2 separate regions of the Homo sapiens genome follow, and region 2 is linked to region 1. A link is a loop called in an ENCODE intact Hi-C map of the cell type or tissue named here. Cell type or tissue: heart right ventricle. All regions are shown on one strand. Each heading gives the region's core, and the rest is flanking DNA. Links, peaks and the distances in the headings are about the cores only. Region 1 overlaps LINC02987 (long intergenic non-protein coding RNA 2987). Region 2 has its middle 390 kb from the start of ERVE-5.

Region 1 (12,554 bases), core at 3,109-11,108:
ATCCTAGCTAACACCAGCCTCAAACTCCCGGGCTCAAGCAATCCATTTACCTAAGCCTTTCAAGTCACTGCGACTACAGGCTCATGCCACTGAGCTGGGCTAATTTAAAGGAAAAATTCAATTAAAGACAGGGTCTTTGTTGCCCAAGCTGGTCTCAAACTTCTGTGCTCAAGTGATCCTCTTACCTTGGCCTCCAAAAGTGCTGGAATTATAGGTGTGAGCCAGTGTACCTGGCTTCTTGTTAAATGTTTAAACAAATGAATATAAAATAATATAGAACCACTTTCACAGTAATCCCTGTAAAGACTTAATTGTATAAAAACAATCAATACCTGAACAACATATTTAGTTTCTTGGTTTTAAAGTTTTAATATCTTATCCACTGGCTAAGTCAACAAATGTTTGATGTTCTCTGGAAGAGCAGTTAAAATATGAGCAGAGATGTAGTTTTCTCATCTGTTTAACTGAAAACCCATCTGAAACTATTTCCAACATCAATTTCCTGTTCATATGACCGTAAGGCTATAGAAATGTAAATCAGACAATGTTTTAATAATCAGCTAATCAGGACTTTTGTATTTATTTGTTTTATATTATCTCACATTTTTCCATGAACACATTTTGACTGTGTAGAAATACAATATTTTATTAAATTATTACACCTATTAATAGAGGTTTAGTTACTGAAGATAAGCATAGGCCTACAGGATATGGATCTTCTTAGTTTTTTTTGTTTATTTTTTTTAAATGACTGAACAGCATACCCTTTACAGGCACAGCACATTTTCTTAAGAGCAGCTGCTCAGTTTAACTGATATTTTGAAGGAAAATATATTCCAACAAGACATGAAGATGTTGAAGAGTTTTAAGAAAAACCCAATAGACACTCATTTTTAAATGGTCCAATTTACAGTCAAAACAAGATTATTATGCATAATCAACAGCAGGGAGACAAGGTAAATGTATATTCAACACTTTGTTGTAATGCTTTCCAGTTTCCAAAGATCATAAACAAAAGCAGCCTTTGCAGAGCATAGCTTCTGATGCTTCCACATTCACAAACAGCATTGTGTAGAACTGGGTTTCTTACAGCAGGCCTCTGACACCACTGCCCCTGGAGCTCACGTCTGTGAGAACTTGCACATTCCCTGACCTTGTAACTACAACTAGAGCTCAGCCAGCTTAGTTGCAAGTTTTGAGAATAATTTAGCTGCAATTATAGCAAAGCTAAGTGTTCATAATGACAAATTTTGTTTCCTTTGAGAAATCAGTCTGCAGACTGATGACAGTAGTGATCAAAGTCAGTTTAGTGTCTGCAACTTTCAAAGTACTTCTGTTTCAAATTAATTTTCTGTCACATCTTTTGCTAAAATGGCTACTAGCAACATCACCATCATCACTCGTTTATACTATCAGCAAAGTGGTCATTTTCACCAACAGCCATTTCAACAGCAACCAACAGTCACTAGTCTTTTGTTAGTCACAACATCCTCACTTCAATTGTATATTATGCACAGTGTAGTAATTCTGAATGATAGCCTTTTTTTGGCGGGGGGGGGGGGGGGGCGGGGGATGAAGTCTCGCTCTGTCACCCAGGCTGGAGCGCAGTGGTGAGATCTTGGCTCACTGCAAGCTCCGCCTCCTGGGTTCACGGCTTTCCTCAGCCTCCCAAGCAGCTGGGACTACAGGTGTCCACCACCATGCCCGGCTAATTTTTTGTATTTTTAGTAGAGATGGGATTTGACTGTGTTAGCCAGGATGGTCTCGATCTCCTGACCCCATGATCCGCCTGCCTCGGCCTCCCAAAGTGCTGGGATTACAGGCGTAAGCCACCGAGCCTGGACGAATGATAGTCTTTTTTAAAAATTGTGCATACATTATAGCTTTATATATTCATAGGGTGTATAGGATATTTTGATACAGGCCAACGATGTGTACTAATCCTACCAAGGTAAATGAAGTATCCATCACACATTTGTCCTTTGTGTTACAAATAATCTAATTATAATCTTTTCATTATTATTAAATGTACAATTAAATAATTACTGACTATAGTCACCCTGTTGCGCTATCAAATACTAGATCTTATTCTAAATACATTTTTGTACCCATTAACAATTACTTCTTACTCCCCATCCCCCATACTACCTTTACCAGCCTCTGGTAACAATTCTTCTACTCTCTATCTGCACAAGTAAAATTGTTTCAACATTTAGCTCCCATAAAAAGTGATAACATGGGAAGTTTGTCTTTCTGTGCCTGGGTTATTTCACTTAACATAATGAGTTAATACTCCATTTCATTATACTCCATTTCCATCCATGTTGTTATTGCAAATAACAGAATCTCATTATTTTTTAAGGCTGAATAGTATTCCATTGTGTACATGTACCTTTTCTTTATCCACTCATCTGTTGATGGACACTCGGGATGCTTCTAAATCTTAGCTATTGTAAATAGTGCTGCAACATACATGAGAGTGCAGGTATCTCTTATCTCTGATATACTGAGTTCCATTCTTTTGTGTATATAGCCAGCAGTGGGATTGCTGGATCATATTGTAGCTCTATTTTTAGTTTTGAAGACCCCCAAACTGTTCTCCATAGGGGTTGTACTAATTTACATTCCCACTAACAGTGTACGACTGTTCCCTTTTCCCCATATCCTATCCAGTGTTTGTTATTGCGTGTCTTTTGGATAAAAGTAATTCTAAGTGAGGTGAGATGGATGTCTCACTGTAGTGTTGGTTTGAATTTCTGATGATTAATAATGTTGAGTATCTTTTCGTATATCTGTTTGCCATTTGTATGTATATTTTAAAGTTTTGAAACAGATCCTCACCCTATTACCCAGGTTGGAGAGTGGCACAATCACAGCTCACCACAGCCTTGACCTCCTGAGCACAGGTAATTTTCCCATCCAGGCCTCCCTTGTAGCAGGAACCAGAAGCATTTTCCATCAGCAGCTAATGTGTCTTCTTTTGAGAAATGTTTATTCAGATCTTTTGCCCATTTTTAAATCAGATTATTAGTTTTTTTCCTACAGAGTTGTTTGCACTTCTCATATATTCTGGTAATTAATCCAGATAGTTTGCAAATATCTTTTCCCAGTCTGTGGGTTGTCTCTTCACTTTGTTGTTTCCTTTGCTGTGCATAAGCTTTTTAACTTGATGTGACTTCATTTGCCCATTTTTGTTTTGGCTGCCTGTGCTTATGGAGTATTAAAAAATCTTTTTCCAGTCCAATGTCTTCAAGAATATTCCTAATCTCTTATTTTAGTTTCATAGTTTGAGGTCTTAAATTTAAATCTTCAATGCATTTTGATTTGATTTTTGTATAAGATGAGAAAAACTAGTTTCATTCTTCTGCATATGGATATCCAGTTTCCCCAGCACCATTTATTGAAGACACCATCCTTTCCCCATTGTGTATTATTGGCATCTTTGTTGAAAGTGAGTTCACTGTGGACTTATGGATTTGTTTCTGAGTTTTCTCTTCTGTCTCATTGGTCTATGTGTCTGTTCTCATGCCAGTGCCATGCTGTTCTGGTTACTATAGTTGTAGAGTATCATTTCTATTCAAACAATGTGACTCCTTCTGTTTTGTTTTTTTCGTTTTTTCCTGAGAATAGCTTTGAATATTCTGTGTCTTTCGTGGTTCCATATAAATTTTAGGATTGTCTTTTCTATTTCTATGTCTATGAAGAATGTCATTGGTTCTTGCAGATATGTAGAGGTAGCACATTAGTGATCTCGGATTTGATCTGGAAGAATTCTCTGCATTAGCAGCCAGAGACTCATTTCTTCTCTTACTTTCCCCCAAACAAAAAGAGTCTCTCTGTGCTGAGCTTTCTGGAGTTCGAAGATGAGTGATACAAGCACCCCTGTGGCCACTACACCTAGGACAGCACTGGGTCTGATCTGAAGCCCACACAGCACTGTTACTGCCCAAGGCCTCTACTGTAACAACTCCCTGGCTGCCAGCTATTTTGCAGTAAGCCCCAAGGCTCTACAATTAGCAGGTAGTGAAGCCAGAGAACCTTCTGTCCTTCACTTAAGTGTAGTAAGTTCCCCCGGCCCCTGGATGGGTTCAGAGGTGCTGTCTGGGGGCTAGGGCTGGGGTTATAAACCTTAGAAATCCACCTGGTGCTCTGTTTTACTGTGACTGAGCTGGCACTAAAACCATCAAACACCTTTCCACTCTTCCTTCCCCATTACCCAGGCAGAGTAGTCTGTCCCCATGTTCACCAGCATCACAATCCCCTGGGGTGTACTGCCAGGTCACCACTGATGTTCACTAAGGCCCAAGGGCTCTCAGTCAGCTTGTGGTGAATGCTGCCTGGCCTGGAACTCACTCGTCAGAGCAGTGGGCTCCCTTCTGGCCCAGGGAAAGCCCAGAGATGCCATCCAAGAGCCAAGGCCTGAATCAGGGACCCCAACAGCCCACTTGGTGCTTTTCTCCACTGTGGCTGCTCTGGTGTCTAAGCTCAAGACAAAGTCCTCTGTACTCTTCCCTCAGATTTTCTCAAGCAGAAGTTGTCTCTCCTCATAACCACCACAGTTTGGAATGTGCTGGGTCACACATGAAGCCAGCAGATCTCTGAGGCTCACTAAAGACCCATGACATGTACTACCTGCTTACCACTGCTGATTATTCAGGGTCCAAGAGCTCTTTAGTCAGAAAGTGATGAATCCTGCCCTTACTGATTCCTTCCCTTCAAGGCAGCAGGTTCCCTTCTGGCCCAGGGTTTGTCTAGAGGTATTATCCAAAAGCTAGGACCCAAAATGGGAGCCTCATGACTCTGACCAGTGCCCTCTCCTACTGTGGCTGAGCTAGTATCCAAGTTGCAAGACAAAGTCCTCTTTACTCTTTACTCTTCTCAAGCAGAAGAAAGAGGTCTCTGTCAGAGCTGTGAGCTACACTGCCTAAGATTGAAGGAGGGGTGGTACAGCACTCCCTGGGCTGCCCCATCTGCTGTCTCTCTAGGTCACATGCCCCCCAAATACACCGGCTCCAAGCCCAGCACAACACTCAGACTTGCCTAAGAGTTGCGGTCCTTGTGGCCTAGACAGTCTTTCAAGTTTATTAAGGACCCCAGAATACTTTATCCCACAGCAGTGAGGCTTTCCACAACTCAGTTTTCAGCCACTGGGATGGGTGATTCCCTTCAGGCTAGGGCTAGAAATGTTCCATCCGTGGGTGGGCACTGGCTGAGTTCAGCCCAGTTTTGCTTTCTGCTATGACAACGCAGCACTGAGTTCAATGCAAAGTCTCACACTGCTGTGCTCTCCCTTCCCCAAGCATGCAGATTCTCTTCTTGTCACATGGCCAATGCTAGGACATAAGGGAGGGCTGGCATCAGCAACTCAAGACTGTCTTTCCTACCGTGTTCACTGCCTTTTTCAGTGATACAAAGTTTAAACCAGGTACTATAATTATTTAGCTATTTTTAGTTCTAATAAAGGTGTTTTTTATTTAGATAGTTACTCAATTTGTTATTCTTATGAGGAGAACAATTGGCAGAGACTTCTAATCAGCCATCAAGCTCTACTTTTGTGATCACATACATTCTGGATGGCAGTCTTATCTGGAGTAACGGGCAAATGTAAAAAAACAAACTCTTGCCACTGCCTGTCATGATATTGTTCTTCATATGCTGCTCAACGACAGCAACAGGTGTCCCTTTATATTTTCTTAAGTGTCACCCATATAGCTATTCTCACTGTCCTGTGGACATTACTAGAGTGTTTGGTGGAAATGCTTCCCTAGCTCACCCTGCTTACAAGCTCCAAGGCTCTTCCCTTTACAACAGTCGTAAGGCCAGACTGGAAGAAAGCCCCCATGAAGCCCATGTTTCAGTATCATGTTGGCACCGTCTATGAGCAACCCCATGACTCAGCAAGATTTCTCGCACTCTCCTTGGTAACTCAAGTCCCACAGATTGCTGCTGTGGTTGTATGAGTGCCCCAGGAGCCTCTTGAGTGTGGTGGGCATTGTGTGATGCCTGGGCAATTTTTTGCATACTGCCTCAAGGAAACACTGGAGCAGCAAACTCATCAACCCAATTTCTAAACACATGCAACACTCCTAATGGGGAGGGCACAGGGATCTGTGGCTATTCTGCATCTCAAGTTTTCTATAAAAAAACAGACATTTAAATATAAGGGAGAAAACATCAGCAAAAGCAAATACACAATGTGTGACTGAGGCTGAGGCTATAACTTCTCCATAGTCCAGAGGCCCTAGACCTTAAGAGTGGCCAATTATTTCAACAGCCAGACATGTGTCCCTTAAAAAGAGACTGGAACTTACAGACAGCTTCTAAAAAGCCATAAAGATATTTACTGTGCTATGGTGTTCTGGTAGTGCACTTGTGAAGTATTTGCCAAAAACCACCAGAAAAATACTTTTCCATGTATGAGCAGAGCAGATTATTACAACAGTAACTCACCAAGACCTACCCATTAACAGTGAAAAGATATGAACTTTTATACTAAAGCTGGATATAAAGAAGTATGTGGTTTTATGTGTTTTCCTTATCTGCACACTGTAGCCTTTAAAAATATGTCTTAAAGTGTTACATTTATGGGAGCAAATAAGGTAATGAAAATGGTTAGAAAGTTCACAAAAACCTTAGAAACTCACATGTCTTTAATGCTAGTGTTCACAAAGAGCCTGCAGTATTCCCTATTCCATATAGTCACATCTTTCCAAACTTTGGAGGTGAGAAGAATGGCTCCCATGACAATCTCTTCCAGTTGGTCGGGCAAAGGTCTATCTCCACATAACTTAAGAGTCTTTCTATGTAAATATGCAAAATAGAGCACTGGCCTTTGATTTAGTTCACTTTAAGTGCTCTGATAAGAACTCTTTTGAATGACAGATTTCTTCTGGTTTTGACCAGAAAGTGTCTTTTATTCTTATGCTCTACATACTTTGCTTGGTCAGGCAAAGCAAGAGACCACATTACAATCATAGGTCAGATACTTCTGCTGCCTACTCTGCCTATGGGAATTTCCAGCCCAATTTCGGTGACAAGAATGCCTGCATATGTCAGCCAAGGCCACCATGAAGAGAGGCAGTGTCATCATCTTCACACTCATAAAAGGCAGCACACACTAAGGACCAGTGTGGATTGAAGTTGTTCAGGAAATACTCAAGTGCCTACCAAATGTAATGTCTCATACTTAGCTGGGAGGTAGATAGAAATTCTACAGGCATGTCAAGCTTGAATATATAAAACCCATGTGATAGTGAGCAAATGTTAATCTCCTTTTCACAAACACTAACCCTTTTGTGGTGCTAGCTTAAAAAACTGCTGGTCAAGAGAGCCTCCCAGTGGCCGCTGTGCAGAGCAGCATGGCAGGTGCAGGTCTCAGGGGTTGTAAAACATTCTCAGTATTCAGTTGCTTGATAAAAAACACATGTGTATAAAAGAATGGCCCTCCTCTCAGCCCCTATTTTCCCATCTTCATGATCACTTCATGAAAATTTATTCTCTCTTACATCCTGCAACTTAGTCAATTCTGTTGGTTTAAAGGTGGAAACAGCTGCCAGTTTCTGCATCCCTGGGATTCCTCTAAGCCTGCCGAGTAGTTTGTGAGACAATCTCATGAATTAGCACATGTTTGATAGTTTACATTTATCAAACATCTGCTTTACAAAGAATTGGGCAAAGTGAACAGCTGAGTAAAGATTAAAGGTGAGCTGTGAGGAGGTGTTACCTCAGAGGGTGCTCTGCAGAAGAGTATGTCTGCGAGCTACCTGAACTCTTTATGTCAAAACAAAGGGAAAAAGTTTATTTTATACGAGTTTATTTCTTGTCTGAAGGTTATGATCATCAGCTCAGATGTAGAAATGTTTTCCCCACTGATGCCAACTTTTCTCAGTGCAGTTGATCCCATTCCACTTTTGCAGAACACTGTTCCTACAATCACCTCTTTTTGAAGATTTTGTGCCTCTCTACTAGCGATTTTCCCCAATCTAACTGTGTTTCCTTTGTTCCCATCTCACTCCCCACTACTCCTCCAGCTGTGTCATCTCATTGGTGCTCACAGCACCATGCCCTCATGCCAGCTCCTCATCTTCCATCTCTCCTTAATGTACACTGCCTGCCCCACTGACATTACTCTTCCAACACTTCTCTTGCCTAGGTTTCTGGTGCCTTCACACTTACAAACTGGAAGTCTCCAGCCCAACAGTCAACCCCCCAAGCCTTTTCTAATCTTGTACAGGACATTGCCATCTGCCTAGCTGCTGGGGCCAAATACCTGCATTTGAGTTACCCTTCTGCAATGTCTCCAATGCCTGTTATGTCTGCCTTCACTGGTAGTCTGCCTGGGTTGATTATGAGCCACAATCTCTCATTGCTCACCTGTATCACTCTAATTGCTTTTTAGCCCTCTTCTCTGCCTCCAATCTGCCTCCCAACCATGGCCTACTTTCCCCAAAGCAGTCACCATAACCTCTTTATTAACAGCACTCACTTCCCTGCTCAAGATCTACATGAGTCCCCTATCAAACTGGAATAAAACCTTAACATCTTCCTATGGCCTGAAGCCAAAAGGCCCTGTGAGCTGTGGCCCTGCCTGTGTGGCCTTATCTCCACTGCTTCCCTTATTCCTCACTCTGACCACACTGGTCACCTTGCTGTTTGTTCTGTGAACACATGTGAAACACATTCCTGTCTCTGCTGCCTGTAATGCCAGCACTCCTTCCCTTCGTTGCTTTGGGCAGGTCACTGTTCAAATGTTGGCTCTCTAGAGAGACTCTTCCTTATCATTCTATCTAAAGTACTGAGCACCCCGACACTCTGAATCCCTTTATCCAGCTTCCTCTTCCTGCTATTTGACACTACCTGAAAAACTACTTGTGTCTCACTAGAACATAAGCTCATAAAGGCAAGAACTGTATTCAACCTGTCCTCCCTTCTACCCCAGCACTTAGAAGAGTGACACAGAGTCAGTATCCAGTGAGTGTTTATGGAATGAGTCACTTCTCGGCAGCATTCAGCACTGTGACCACAGCATCTTTTAACTCTTTTATTATCCTTTCCTGCTTTTCCTCCTCCCATTCTAGCAGCTACTCCTCTGGGGGCCTGTCCTTTACTCACTATAAGTCCTTACAGACCTATCGTCTCTCAATTTTCTTTACCTTTTTTAAGACAGGGTCTAACTTTGTTGCCCGAGCTGCAGTGCAGTGGCATGATCATGATTCACTGCAGTCTCCACCTCCTGGCTCAAGTAATCTCCCTGCCTCAGTCTACCATGTACCTGGGGCCACAGGCATGTGCCATAATGGCTGGCTAATTTCTTTCTTTTTTTGTAGAGATGGGGCCTCACCTTATTGCCAAGTCTATTCTAGAACTCCTAAGCTCAAGCAATCCTCTTGTCGTGGCCTCCCACAGTGCTGGGATTATAAGGGCGAACCACCACACCTGGCTTTATGTTTTCTTTTCTCAAGATATGGGTTCTCACCATGTGGCCTAGGCTGGACTCAAACTACTGGGCTCAAGTAATCCCCCCCAGCTCAGCCTCCCAAGTAGCTGGGACTAAAAGTATGAACCCACCATGCCTGGCTTGTCCAATTTTATTCTACACACTTACTCTGCATTTGAACAGCTGCTATTACTCTTCACTCTGCATCTCTACCACAAATTCATGCTCTAGTCCCATATATCCAAATGATGACTAGACACTGCTACTCTGCTATCTAAAAGGCACATCTAGTTTAGCCTGAGTACAAAACTCTCCCTTTTCCAATCCAGCTTTCCCCCCAGCATCATCTATCTGTCTAAATCTGGAAGCACCACTCCTGCTTCCCTCCAGCATGTGCTGAGAGTTCCAAATGACTTGCAGCTCCTCGAAAAGGCCTGTGTCTGGTCCAGCACCCATTGAGGGCTTTGACTCAAGTGCACATCAGAAGCCTTCTCTCCTAAACTCTAATTGAATGGTAAATAAGTAAGTATTGACCTAAGTATTCTTTCCTTCCCAGCCATGCAGTTGACTTTCCTCTATAGGTTGGCTGTGAAGAGGGGTAAAACAATTTCAACAATTTGAATAGAATTTATTATTAACATTTTTACAATAGGAATTCTGTAGGGATGATGTAAATGTAAGGAAACAGCTATGGCTTGGAAGACTAACGAGCAAAGCTTGTGTCCCAGGCCTACTGGAACCACATTCCTGGGCAATTTCATAAGCAGGCACAAGTGATCAGTAGGGGTAGATTAAGACTCATGGCCCAAGGAACAAAGACGACACGGCAGCAGCTGTCAATCACAGCCTGCATGAGAACTGCCTGAGGAATGCAGCCTGGGACTCAGCTCAGAGCTCCACTGGAATCCGTCTCCTTACTGCTCCCCATCCCAACACCTCCGCCTGCCTTGCATGTGTGTACACTTCATATGCACTGATGTGTGGGGGGGAAATCAGAAATCTCTCCCGCTGCTTTTAATAGCAATGGTTCTATTATGAAAAACGCAATGGCAACATTTTAAGCTGTAATGATGATACAACTCGAATGTGTGTATTTACTTTGCTTTCATAAGTTTCTCTTAAAGTTTGTATAATAATTTCAGAAGCAAACTTTTTTATTTTATTTTATTTTTTAGGCAGAGTTTTGCTGTGTCACCCAGGCTGGAGTGCAATGGGGAGATCTTGGTTCATTGCAACCTCTGCCTCCCGGATTCAAGCAATTCTCCTGCCTCAGCCTCCTGATTAGCTGGGATTACAGGCATCCCCCATCACACCTGGCTAATTTTTATAATTTTAGTAGAGTTGGGTTTTCGCCATGTTGGCCAGGCTGGTTTCAAACTCCTGACCTCAGGTGATCTACCCGCCTCAGCCTCCCCGCAAAGTGTTGAAGTTACAGGTGTGAGCCACCACTCCCAGCCCAGAAGCCAACTTTTATTTAAAAACAGCACCATACCCTGTGTACAAGTACCAACTTCTAAAAATGCTTTATAAATAAGAAATATCTTACCAAAGTTACTATTGCAAATTCAGCTGTTAGGTTTGTGGCTTTAAAAAGAACATGGACAAATCTGTAAATAAACTTGTGTTCAGGAACATACTCAAAGTATTCCTTTGGCATCTTTTCTTGCTGAAAGAAGAAAGGATGTGATGTAAGTATCCGTTGGAAAAAAAAATGAAGTATTCTTAAGACAGCAATATTCATACTTGTGCCTGTGTGTCACTTAGAACAATTTGGATTGGGGAGATGTCTTTTAGTTTCTAAAATACGAACAGTGGAATCTTAAGATACTATAATGATTCAATAGTCATCAACATTCAGTGAAAAAAATGGGCTCAAGCTCAGAAAATTTTTATGTTCCTTTCTACTCTTTTTCCCATAGAATTCTATAAAAATGTAAACTACTTTTAGGCTTTAAAGTCTTACTTACTGACAATAATTCATTCTCCTCTGCAACAAACTTTGAAAAAACACATTTAGTTTTCTGTAGCCATAAGGCTCTAAGGTTGCACTATTCAATACAACGGTCACTAGCCACATGTGGCTATTATGTACCTGAGGAAGTACACTTTTAATTTGTACACCATTTATTTAAATTTACATTGTTTTTTATTTCTATTCACAGAAATCATGTATATGTGTTAAAGGCATTTACAAAAATGTTTATTGTTTGATGCTACTGACAATTATCTTTTTAAAAGATACATTTTCTGTTATTTGGATTATATATTTACTCTCATTAGCTCACTAATTAACCAGAGCTGCAGGTCATTTCTTATTCCAGCACATCCTTTTTATAACAGTTCTTAAATAAGACGATTAGATGCAACATGGCATGGGGAAGAATACTTAAAAATGTCTTTGACTTCAGTGTGAAACAAACACAAGTCTATGAGAAAAATACGGCCTCAATAAAAGTGATACAGTGAGTGGATGTAATTGCTCGTCAAACATATCGAGGGATTTATCTGCATCTCTATAAAGTAAAAATGTGCATTTAAGAAATTAATTCAGAAATGATTAATATATTTACTAAACATATCTGTTTAGTAAAATAATGCCTCCTGTGTGTTTTGCTGTTTTGCTTCACCAAGGCAAACTGTTTTACAAATCCTTCTCCCGGAGCCTGACCTTCAGAGGGTCTCCTGGACTCTTCTTACTCAGCACATCAAGTCCTATGAAGTCTTTTATTACAGTAACCAGTCAGAATTGCCAGTAAGTACTGACCCTCCCTAACAGGCCATGGTAATGAACCTGTTGTATTTTCACTCCTCTAACCTGACATTGGAACACAAGAATGTTTTAGAAAGCAGTAGTAATGGGCAATAAAGTCTTTAGAACTTTAGTAAATGTGAATATGGCCGGGCGCAGTGGCTCATGCCTGTAATTCCAGCACTTTGGGAGGCCAAGGCAGGCAGATCACGAGGTCAGGAGATCGAGACCATCCTAGCCAACATAGTGAAACACCGTCTCTACAACAAATACAAAAAAAAAAAAAAAAAAATTGGCTGGGCATGATGGCACATGCCTGTAGTCCCAGCTACTCAGGAGGCTGAGACAGGAGAATCGCTTGAACCCAGG
Region 2 (12,554 bases), core at 2,398-10,397, 240 kb before region 1:
ACCACGTCTGGCGCCAACAGTGCTGTGTCCCCAGAGTCTGGCACAGTGCTTGGTACATAGCACAGGTGCATTAATGAGTATTGAATGGATGTTGGAGGGATGCAGAAGCCCTGGTACACACTGGGAGGCCCAAGTGGCCATGGCTGTGCTGCAGGACTCTGCTCCTCCCTCTGCCTTAGCTCAGGGACAGGTCTCCCCCTACAGTAGCCACTGTTGGTACCCCACCCAGGAGCCTTTTATCTGGCCAGTGCAACCACTTCTCGCCTGCTGTGGGTGTCAGCTGAAAATGGCTCACACCTGCACCTTTTTAGGAGAATAGTTATCTGCTGTTGATGTCTGAGGGTTAGGCACTGCCCCTCTTTTCTCCCCTTACAAGGATGGACCTTGCTCATGTCTGTGGTGAAATTCACGCTCCAGAGAACCCATAGAATCGGGTGGAAAAGAGACTTCTGCTGATAGCACGCGGCTGCTTCTCCTTCCCTCATTTTCTAGCAAACTCACCTGAGAGCATCTCTCAAATGATTACTTATACAAGAATCCCTGTCTCAGGCTTGCTGTTAGAAAACGTGACCTGGGATACTCCAGAATGTAAACCTTGAAAAGGAGATTCTTGCGTATCTCCTTTCACCTCTGTATCATACTCATGGAATACTCTAGCATCTTTCTGGACTTTTTGCTGAGGCCAAACAGGACAGTTATTGTTGCCTGTTATTAAAATGAGCTCAACACACACAAATCCCAATCTTCGTGTATTTATTAGTGAAGAGGAAGAAAAATGGCCTCAAACTCGGAAACTGTAAGGAGTTTCTCTGATACCCCAATGCCTTCAGAATGTGGGTATCTTGGTCTAGGATGGTGACCAAGATCTGATAACAGTACTGTCAAAGAACTCAAAATGCACCCCTGCTACCGGGTGGGACTCCTGTGTGTCACATTGAAGAAGCTGTATTATCTGAAAACAGCACCCAAAGGAGTCCCTATTCGGTTCTCAGGAAAGAGACACGCAGCTGCTGCTACAGTTTTTGTTCTTACTGACAAGGGTTCAATGGCAGACTCCTGTTCAATTTTATCAAGATCTGAAATGATTTTGAGGTAGTTAAGGGGAACTTTTGGCTGAACTGACAAACACAGAGAGTCCAGAACAAGAGAGGAGAAAGCCCCACCTTGCCTGATGCTGCTTGCCTGCAGAGGGGTGGTAGAGCAAGTTAGGGAGGCATCTGTTAAACAGGTGACTGGCAGTCTAGGTGGGAAAAGGCCAGGGGGAAAGTGCCTGGAAATCAGGTCACCTGGAGGACTGAGGATGCTGAGCCTGAGAAAAGAGGCATAGTGGGGACTGGCTGAGGAAGGCTTGGTGCTTCTGGAAGGCTGCCATGTGGCTTCGGATGGAGAATTCACAGTGGGCGGAAGCTGTGCCCCAATTCACCTTAGCATCAGGAAGTCTTTCCACCAAAGTCACTCATGAATTTGAAGGCTGTTCTGGTGGCTTCCCAGCACAGAGCTGTTTGAGCTGAGTCTTGAGGGCTATTTGCCTGCGCTGAGGAATGGGGCAGTGTGTGCTGTGCACAGGTCTCTATGAGGTAGCCTCTGGGTTCCTTTTGACTCTTTAAGACTCAGATTCTCTACATTGGGGTTGAACAGGGACATACCTTGTAGAGATGATCTGGTTACATAAATTTATTTGTGGGGAAATTCTTGGGGAGAATGTGTGGATAAAACCAAGACAAGACTCAGTCCATGGCATTTATAAGATTTTTCAGCCTCAGCCCTCCAGCTTGGGCAGTGAGGCTGTCACTGGGGCAGCTGGACATGTATCCTAAGCCCCTACAGCAGCCTGTCTCCTTGAGAGCTGTGCTGTGGTTCCAGAGGGTTCCAAGGAAGCGTGGCTTGGAAAATGCCATAGCGCAGCTTCTAGATGTGCTGGCTCTGCTGCTCATGAGTCTTCTGACTTTGGGAAAGCCCTTGAAGTCTCTGTTTCCTGTGAAGATGACAATTTCTGCTGTGTCTATGGATGAGACATAAGAGGAAATGGGAAGAAGCCCAGACAGGACTTCACATTTGCGGCTCAGCAGTGTCAGAGCTATAGCCTGCTTCCCAACAGAAACCCTACAGCATTTGCTGTGGAAGGTGCCGAGTTCCTTGCGAGACCTGGTGAGGCTGCTGGGAAGATGGGAAACTGGGTCGGTAATGCTGGGGCCCAGGTAGGAGAGAATCAGTGCTGGGCCCAGGAACCTGGAAGCCACTTAGAAGTGATAACTGAGGCCCCGTGAGTGGACAACCCCTGAGGGGAAAGCATGCAGGGAAGTGGAACAAAAAGTCAGGCTGCAGGAGATTTACAGGGTTGATCAGAGGATCCCAAAAGGGGCAGTGGAAGCTGGAGGGTCTGAAGGAGGGAAGAAGGAAAGCTGCCAAGGTGTGGATTCATACAGGCTTCTGATGACCAGCATTAGATGTCAGGGATCATGGCAGGCGAGGAATGGGAAGGAACACTGGGCCAGTGGCGGGGAAGCCACCAGTGAGGAGGCAGGGCAGGACTCCCCTGGTGCCACATAACTCAAATTAGCAGTCATAAATGGTAACTATTGGCTCTTAACATCAAAGGAAGGATTGACTCAGAAATCCACAAAGAATGCCAGAAATGCAGCTATCCTTAGAATGGCTAGGACCAGGAGCTCAAACAGCACCCAGGCTATTGTTGGCCTTTCATTCTCTTTCATTCTCACTTCTCTCTGCTTATTGGCCTCATTCTGATTTTTTGAGATGGAGTCTCGCTCCTGTCATGCAGGCTGGATTGCAGTGGCATGATCTCGGCTCACTGCAACCTCTACTGCCTGGATTCAAGCAATTCCTCAGCCTCCCAAGTAGCTAGGATTACAAGCGTGCACCACCACACCTAACAAATTTTTGTATTTTTAGTAGAGACGGGGTTTTGCCATGTTGGTCATGCTGGTCTCAAATTCCTGACCTCAGGTGATCCACCCACCTCGGCCTCCCAAAGTGCTAGGATTACAGGTGTGAGCCACTGTGCCTGGCCTGGCCTCATTCTTACAGTGATTATTTCTTACAAGGGAGAAAAACCTGGCCACCTGTAGGTCCTCATCATCTTAATTACAGAGACACTGGACATACAACTGGACAGTGGCCAGACCACATAGAAAGATGAAACTTTGACCCACAACCTCCATCAAACCCACCCAGGAAACTGGCCCATTTATATACAATAAACAGGCCAGGATGCCAGTCTGATATGTCAGACATATAGAAAGTCAGATGGCTCTTCTCTAGCGAAAATCGGGGAAGCTCAACAATAAATTCTAAAACAATCAACCCCAAATGGTCAAGACTTGATTTATAATTGACAGATTTCCTAATGTTTGTCCCTGCTTCCAAATTAAGGCCAATCAGATAAATCCAAATATGCACCCCTAACCTACTGCCTAGGACCCCCTCTTCTAGGTAGCAGGCCTACAGCTTCCCTGTGCCAACAGCCTTCAATCAGGGCGCACATGAAACCTTCCCTTGTTTCTACTAAAATGCTTTCCCACTCCTCTGTCTGACCCTGAGTGATGCTAAAATGCGAATGATGGTGGTTGGCTCCATTGAAAGCTCTGAATACATAGGCTTTCCTAGTTCTCATTTTGTTGGTCTTTGTTTATTTCCATACTTCATGCCTCAGCTTCAGTTAGAAATCCTCATGACAGCATTGCGACTGATCTGCCTTGTGCTCCGTCCCTGGACCAAGCACTCCTGCCATTGTGGGTACACATATTTAGATTAGCTCAGGATAGATGCCACCCCTCAGAAAGATGTGACAGCTCCCATTCTGATTAAATGCATAGATAGGGAAGGAGTGATGCTCCTAAGAGGAAAGGAAGGCTCTGTATCTCCGTAGCTGAGACAACTCGAGACGGTTGGTGCTGAGGAGACCAAAGAGCTAATGTTCTCTAGAGAGAATTAGAAGGTGCAGCTGTTTAGAAGGGCACTCAGAGTGTGCATCTCATGTGAAGACGGAGTGGGGAAAGGGGAAGGGATGGAGAGACTGGGGCTGGAAGAGACATGGCTGCAGACATCCCAGAGCTGAAATGGAAGCAGGATCAGAAGGAAGGATGACAGCTGAAATCACCCTGGGGTGGAAGCAGATGATGAGCTGTGGAAAGAAAGAAGCTCCAAATCAAAGCAACAGCTTGGTATTTTCCACCAAGCCATTTTCCTGAACCTTCTTGCCCTTTTCAACTCTCCTATTCTTCCTCCTGATCTCTCTTTCTGCATAAAGAACAAACTGACTGACAGAGGCTGAGTGTTGAAAAGGGCATGTGATGCGGGGTTCTCGGACCTTTGCTTTCTGTGCTTCCTCCCCACAAGCCCCAGATGCTGCACCATGACTCCTCCCACAGCATCCGCTCCCAGCCTCTGTTTCTCCCCAGAAGGAGGTCTTGGTGCTCAGTGACTTCTCTGACAATGCGAAGCTGACTCCTCTGGGTGATGACACCCATTCTGCTTTATTTATTCACCATTGCACTGGTGTGGCATGGTGAGAAGGGAAGAGAAACTTAAAACGGGAGCAGAAGATGCTTCTCTTTTTTGCTTTCTCTCTTGAGAATACTGCGGGAGTGGCCAAGCCAGAGGACCCTGCTCCCGTTAGAGAAGCTGCTGTGGTGTGGGAGGCTGTGAGCTTCTCCTGGGTGATCTCCACCAGCATTAGCTGCAGGGATGCAACGACATCTAGGAGAGCTGGTGGCTGATGAGCCATCAGCCCAATTCCCTCAGCCCCTCTTCTAGTGCCTGGGAGTCGGGCAGAGTTAAAAAGGCAGATCTAGGTTTCCCATGGTAAGACTTGGATGTCTCTTCCAGGGAAGTAACTGACAGTTCCAGAAATGGCAGAGATGGAGAAGAAAACCTAGGAGAACAGGTGCTAAGGCAGGTTGGTGCCATGAAGAGTTCCGAAGCCCATGGCCAAAGCTCTCCAGAGGTGATTCTTGTGGAATCCACCATCTCTGCCAGTGAGGGTGATGGTAGTTCAGGGGCTTCTGCCTGTCCTGAGTTCCTAATCAAAGGCCAGGAGAAGCCAGGAGAGATCTGGGGATCTCCTCTGACCAGGAAGGGCCTTCCGGGGATCTCCTCTGAGTGACCACCTCACCCTGATAGGAGGTCTATGCCATGGCTGGTCCTCCTCTGGCCAATGTAGTGACTGGTGTGTGGTGGGTTCAGGTGTACTTTTTGGGGCTGATGTTGACAATGGCCCCAGATTAAACTGGGATGGACAAATAGGGTGGCCATGGAAAGAACAGTAGTATTCTAAAATGAAAATTTATGAAAATTAAACTTTGGGAAACAAATAAGTGTGAAAATCTGTCTCCAACTAAATTTGGATTCTGTTAGCACCATTCATCCAGTTGTGAATCTGGGGCTTTTGCCTTGGTTCCTAACATTCTAAGCACCACCATGGATTTAAGCATTGTGAGAGAGGGTGAGCATGAGCTCCAGAAGCCTCCCTCTGCCGTGGGTGTCTGGTTTCCTGGGAGAGGCGGGGAGGAGCCTGCATGGCGATCCCTGCATCTTTTGTGGCTCTGCTTTCTGGGCCCAGCAGGTCCTGATAAGAGCCACAGCCTCTCCTGGGCTCCACCTCAGCTGTGCCCCTCCTGCTGACAAAGAGCCCTAGGTGACAACCCGCCTTCCAGGATGGATCCAGGAGTTCTATCCCCTCTTTCCAAAGTCTGCTGGTAGCCTCCTGTGAACAGGAGTCTCCTTTCCCATGCTCGCTCCTCTGAGGTAGCAGCTTTCACAAGAAAGGAGAGAAGAAGTCCGGGTTTTGTGCTTTGTTTCCTGAGAGCTTTTTTTTTGCGGGATTTGTGTCAAAGCGTGGCTGCTTGTGCCTCAGCCCTCAAAAAAATCCCCGTGGAAACAATGCCCTCATCTTTCTCCTGCAGAGAAGCTCTCTGCACTCGTCCCTGTGGGGATATTGCCCTCTGCATCTCTCTGCCTCTGCCTCCACTGTCCTCAGGGATCTGAATGGAAAATGTCCTGCTCCAGGCCTTCTTCATTCTGTGATATCAACATATGCAAATAGACACCTGAAGAAGCCAATTTATTAGACAGAACCAGAGTCTACAAACTACCTCAGGTGCTATTGGAACCCTTGCAATAAAGACACAGCAAGACGGGCAAAACATCCTAAACAGATCACAATTGTTCTTTTTTGAGAGACAAGGTCCTGCCCTGTTGACACAGCTCATTGCAGCCTGGAACCCCTGGACTCAAGTGATCCTCCCACCTCAGCCTCCCAAGTAGCTGGGACTACAGGTGCCTACCACAAAACCTGGCTGATTTTTAATTTTTTTTTTTTTTTGTAGAGACTGGGATCTTTCTATGTTGCCCAGGCTGGTCTCAAATTCTGGCCTCAAGTGATCCTCCCACCTTGGCCTCTCTAACTGCTGGGATTACAGGCATGAGCCAATGCCCTGGGCCTGAAATACATTTTGATGCCATCTCTGACGTAAGAGAGGAAAGCCTCTCTCTGCCGTGGGTGTCTGGTTTCTCCTTTATGTTTTTTTCCTCTGTCCCCTGAACCTCTGGAACCACATGTTTGGAACTTTCTTTAGGCAGATATTGTGCATTGTCTTAATTCATAATTTTATAAATCCACTTGATAAACTGTAAGCACCACGGAGCTTACACACAATGCATTTAAGTGCTTGGTACACATATCAAGGTATCCAATACTTCTGTGTGTATGTATGTCTGTATACATATATATACACACATACATGCATTTTATATATATATGCTCCATAATTTCATAAAGCCTGCTGTCATCTTTGGCACTCAGCAGATAATAATTTCTGTTGAAAGAGTTGAGTGATTTCTTTTCTGTGCACGGGCTTCTCATCAATCACTCCCTGCATCTTGAAGCACAAAGGATTCTTTTGACACCTGGGGAGAGGAGTGTCTCTGCATCAGACACTGCACCTGCAGAAAAATTCCCATGCTAAGGAAGATTTGGGGAGCTCAGAATAGAAAGTTTCATTAGTTCCATTCTGTGTGTAATGACAGCTTCTTCTCAAGGCTGAGGCAAGCACTCATTCTCCAGGTGAGGACAGCAATTTACCTGTAGCTCTATGGGTGGCTTGGGAATTGACTGCTCCCCAATGTCTGCCTTGTCCCATTGGGTAGCCTCAGCTTCTGCTCACCTGTGCCCCCAACTGGGCCTATGGGCCAAATAGCTCTTTAAGACAAAGAACTGGGAAATTTGAAACTCAATGATTCAGTACTCTCCTTGGAAATTCAGTAGTGTCAGAACCAGGGGGCACCAGATAACCATTTTCCAACAACACAACAGCACTGCTTTTTTTGTTTGTTTGTTTTTACCAGAAGAAAGCGGCTGCTAATGGATGCTGGGCTGACAGCAACATATTATTTTCAAGCTGGCCACACAGACTTTCTTGGCTGCTCCCAAGGGAAAATCTGATTTGTTTATTCTGAGTGAAAATCAGTATGATTGCAGTTTCTGCCGCTTGGTTCAGGATATCTTCATCAGTGCGGGCCTGTTTTGATAACCTACAGATGGATGGCAGCCCCAAAACGAACATGGCATGCCACCCTGTTCTTGTGTCTACTGATTGGAAGCATCTATCAAAATACCTCTTTGGAGCTGAATTTCTCCCTGATTGAGTATTTTGAGGCAGCATATCAGGGAGCTTCTATGTGTTGAAAGGTTTCTTTTCACACAGATGAATGTGTGTTAGGTAACTTGTCATCTCTTAGAGTTCTGCTTTAATTGCAATTAATGTTAAAAATATTTTTAGTTCCTGCGCGCCGGGTTCTGTTGCTCTTTCTGTCATGAGTATTTTCACACGGGCTGTGTAAATCCTCAAAGATTTTATTGGAAAGTTCTCACTTCCTATTGGAATTTTAGAATAACTATATAGTGTAATGAAGAAAGTGCCACTGACCATTATTTTTTCTTGGGAGGCTGCTGGATGCATTTGGAAGACGAACTTTGATAAGCTTCTAAAAGTAGAGGACTGGGGTCCTAGAGGGCCTGGATGTGGGCAGGTGTGTTTTGCATGACCCAAGGGGAATAATTCAGGTTTTTGTTGTTGTTGTTGTTGTCTTCTGCAGAGGGCGTGGGGGCAGAAAAAGAGAGAGGGAAAGAGAGGCTGGGAGAGGGTGGGAGTGAGGTACTGTGTGTTGTGAACTTTCCCATAAATCTCAATGAAGTCTACAAAAAACAAAAACAAAAACAAAAACATGAGATACTTAGTGTGATGCTGTTCCTTTTAAAAACCTGTGATGACTCTAGGTTTTGAAACTCAAGTTGATATGGGATGAATTGGAGAATGCACATGGCTGCAGGAAGCTGAGAAATGCGTGGGCAAGAGAGTGGCAGCACTGTACCAGTGTTGGAGTGGCAGCTCCAGATCTCATGGGACATGGAATTCGGGTTTGAGAACAAGATCTCGTAGGTCAACCTGGTCGAGTCAGAGCATACATTTGCATTATGGCTATAAAGCTCTTAAACATTCTAGAGTAATATAACTTGAGACATTACATTCATGCCTGCCTTCCTTTACTCATTCATTCCATCTGATTCTTTTCATAAGTCCCACTTTGTGCCCAGCCTTACACTAAGTTCTGTGTAACATAAAGACAGTTTATGCCTCAAGCAATTTAATGTCTCATTGGGGAGGTAAGCTCATGAGAAAGTTTGAAATATTCAAAAGGTGAACCTTGCATATTCTTACTTTAATGCACTGAATTGCTTTCTCACTTAATAGTAGCTTGGATTTGGTTAAAGTGCGATTGAACCACTTCTAGACATTTTATTTTTATACCTAAAACAAAGGGGAGCTGATAATCTCTTTGCTGCTGGCCGTCTTCTGCATTGATACATGACTTTTCTGCATGCCTTGCTCTGCCCTTGGCCCACTCACATTTCTCAGCTTTGTTACCATCATAGGACCAGTACTTTTTCCTGAATTTCAGTTTGAAAAATCCCCAGGAAGAACAGTGATTGGCTTGACTTGGATTGGCCAGAGACTACATATAGGAGCCTCTGAAGACCTCAGTTGGAGGGGAAAGGAGCAATTCTCCCAAACAAGAGGTGCTTGAAACAGATGTCAGGAGAGTTTCTGGACAGACAAAAACAAAACAAAACAGAAACCTTCTTACATATACTTGAGTGTCTACTATAAGTAGTTCAATTTAACACTGGGGATATAAAAATAAAAAAAAACATAATCAGCATCCTCTTGGAGCTCAAAATAAGCCTGGTTTACAATGTCTGATATAAAAATGATAAGCACAGTGTGCTGTGGGAGCTCATAAGAGAAGCCCTCACCTGGCCTTATCAGGCGAAAGTGAGCTCTTTGGCAGCAGGAAAGGAAAGGAGTAATTTGTTAAGTAGAGAGAGAATCTTGGGCTGGGGCCCCGCACGGTGGGGATGCTGGGAAGCTGAGAGGAGGTGAGGCTGGCCATGTCAGCAGAAAAAAGTCCTCATGGGCCAGATGGGTCAAGGTCAGAAGTGTGATGTTTATTCTGTGGACAAATGGAGCAACATTTAAAAGTTTTAAGCAAGAAAGAGCATGATGAGATTTTGATTTTAGAGAGGTCACAAAGGCCGCAGGGGTGGAGGATGGGTCTGAAAACAGTAGGAATGAGGAGGAGATTGAGGATTACAAGATGGTAGGCAGTAGTGGTGGTGGACGGTAAGGGGAGGTAGACATATTTGAGTGACCTTATGGAGGTAGGAGAAAGACATGAACGGGTTTGGGAGGGGGAGCAGGGACAGGGAGACATGCGGATGAAATCAGCAAATGCTGTGGCATAATTCTGTAACTTGTTTGGAACACAGCTCACCTGGATGCCTTGCTCTTTTTTTGCTGTTGTTGTAGAATATAATGAACTTGAGATATATTAAATGTAATTTCAAATAAGTCAATATATGATATCATTCTAAGCCTCATGTTAGATCCAGCAGCTAAGTGCCAAAGCATTTTTTTAAATTAATAAAGGGAAATTAAAAGTAGGAGAATATTTGGTTTATTACATAAATAGTTTGCTCCTGAGAATTGGGAAAAGGTCACTGTTTTTAATTTTGGTAGTAGAAAATTGGTCTCCTCATTCATGGCCAGCCAGAGCTCAATGAGAGGATAGCTTGCAAGTTGACTTACTGTGAGAAGTTGTGGGCAGAAGCAGAGTCTCTGAAAATTAGACTGAAAAACTAATTCAAAAGTAGATCAAATAATGAAGTGTTCATTGATGTGTTTCCATAGTAGATTTTGTGATTTCTGTATTCTACTTTTATTTATTTATTCATTTTTTTCTTAAATAGATTCGCTTTTCTTAATTTAAATTCATTTTGTAAGAAAATTTTATATTTCTGCCATAGAAGAAAAACCAGTTTCAATTGCTAAAAATGGAAAACATAAAATAAGTAGAATGAAAACAAAACAATGTTATTAAACTCTAGTGAAAATGGCACTACTTGGGAAGGCTCCACGCCTGAAGTCTTAGTGCCTGCCATATTATGGAGCATCTCCAGGAGATTACTCAAAGCCTTCTTTCTGGGCATGCAGCATGACTGCATTTCCCAGAATTCTTTGCAGTGGGCTGTGATCATGTGACTGAGCTCTAGCCAATGAAATGAGACAGAAGTGATGAGTACCTCTTCAAGGACTTTCATAATAAACTTCCATGCTGCCTTCACATTCCCTCTCTTCTCCTTCTCTGTTAGTTGAATAAAAACGAGCCAGATAAAAATCTCTGAGACCCTAGCAGATGGCAGAGCCACAGGATGGCAGAAAATGTGGTCCTTGGGTCACCGTGTGGGAGGCACTCAATCACTTCTGTCTCATTCCGTTGGATAGAACTCAGTCACATAACCACAGCCCACAGCAAGGGAGTCTGGGAAACTGGATCATGAGTCACTGTGTGAAAGGCTGCCCCATAATCGTACTCACTGAATAAAAAATGACTTTGGATTGTGTAAATTCACTGAGATTTTAGGATTTTTTTTTTAAACAGCAGTCAAAATGCTTCGGCTAAAATACTGCTAACGATATGTTTGCCCAAATGGAAACTTTCTCTTTTTAATTTGTAAAATAAAATAGGACAAAATAAATCTTAAAAGCTAAAAATATTTTTTCTCTACAATTTAGTGTGATTTAATGCTGGGTCTATTAGCCTCTAACACCATATTTCATGCACACTCTGGAAAATATCAGAGCAGGTCATCATGTGCCAATCTTTGGAACTAGGACTTTATCTGTCTTAATCACTCATCTCTCTGTTCTCAAGTGTTTCTCCTACCCCAAATTTGCCAGAAGCCTCTTATACATGCTCATTATTAATAATGGCTAGCTAGCACAGCAATTGTTTTTCACCCATAATATGGGTGTGTCATTTTCTGTTGGGTTGGAGTGAAAAAAGCACGTCAAAAACTACAGTAGTGAGACATATTAAATGTTATAGTCAGCTACCACTTCCTCCTCAAACGTGCATGCTTCTGGTTCAGACAGGGCCCCACCTTGTGCTAAACCAAAGCTTCAGTGTCTATGGGTCAGTTTTGAAGGATGCTAAGTAGGGCAGTGACATGATTTGATTTGTGATTTAAAAAGAAAATTCAGGGCCAGGTGCAGTGGTGCTCATGCCTGTAATTTTAGCATTTGGGGAGGCTGAGGTGAGAGGATCACTTGAAGCCAGGAGTTCAAGACCAGCCTGAGCAATATAGTAAGACTCCATCTCTACAAAAAATAAAAATAAAAATAAAATAAAATGAAATAAAAATGTTGATTACAGCAAGATAGATGATTTGGAGGAGATAGGGACTGGAGTCTGGGTTTAGAGCAGAGCTAAATCACATCTTTATTTGTTTTTTGTTGTTGAGAATCAAGTATAAATTAAGTTGTGAAAATGGGTGACTCATATATCTCATATGCTAGAGATGAGTTATTTTAATTTGAACCATAATGACCATTCAAGCTATACTCTTCCATCACAGGTAAAGAGGTAGACATTCATGGATCATGAAAGGAATGTTGGAGATTAATTGGAACTACCGCAGTGTGGCACTGATGCTATAAACTCATTTTCAAATTGTACTTAATTAACATTTGCTTACAAGATCTCCTTTCTCTGCTGAACACCATGAATTTAAACTGTGTTTTTCTCTCTCCTTGTCCATGTCCTTGGCTAGTGTGGAGGCTCCTGTCCAACTTCTTTTCCACTTTATTCCTTTTATAGACCCAGAGATAAATGAATGAGCATTATAATTAACATTTCACTGCGTAGACCCTTGAGGTTCTTTGCAGTCCCACACCCCACTTCTTTTTATTTCCAGGGCAGGAACTTGTCCTGAAAGCCGTCCCACATTTCATGGGGTGACATGGAGTTCTACCCCACCTCTTCCAGGAAGCCTGAAAGTCTCTGGTCCGAACTGACCTCTCTTCTTCAAATTCCTGTAGCACCTGCAGAACAGAATGAATCATTTTCCATCTTGTGCTGTGCTGCGCTTGTGTGTCTGATGTATATATCTGTGTCTTTTATTTTACTTCAAAAAA

What was found. A loop is a pair of places that touch in the nucleus more often than their neighbours do. Peaks named below come from ENCODE experiments on the same cell type or tissue, not always from the same donor. Only the 100,000 strongest peaks of a DNase experiment are listed, where the experiment ranks them.
Region 2: it touches region 1 in a loop (3-fold over the local background); 4 of 110 quality-filtered maps call a loop at or near these places.

What each region holds. Positions count from the first base shown.
Region 1 is chr19:27,968,953-27,981,506 of GRCh38, reverse strand. The region is part of intron 3 of LINC02987 (long intergenic non-protein coding RNA 2987); the gene reads right to left. Among named protein-coding and RNA genes, the nearest start is that of LINC00662, 180 kb to the right of the region's middle. In heart right ventricle, for the core only: a CTCF peak has its summit at 7,353 (motif pointing left); no DNase peak of the experiment used is centred there; H3K27me3 peaks cover 818 bases.
Region 2 is chr19:28,211,951-28,224,504 of GRCh38, reverse strand. No RefSeq gene overlaps it. Among named protein-coding and RNA genes, the nearest start is that of ERVE-5, 390 kb to the left of the region's middle. In heart right ventricle, for the core only: a CTCF peak has its summit at 7,270; no DNase peak of the experiment used is centred there; H3K27me3 peaks cover 337 bases.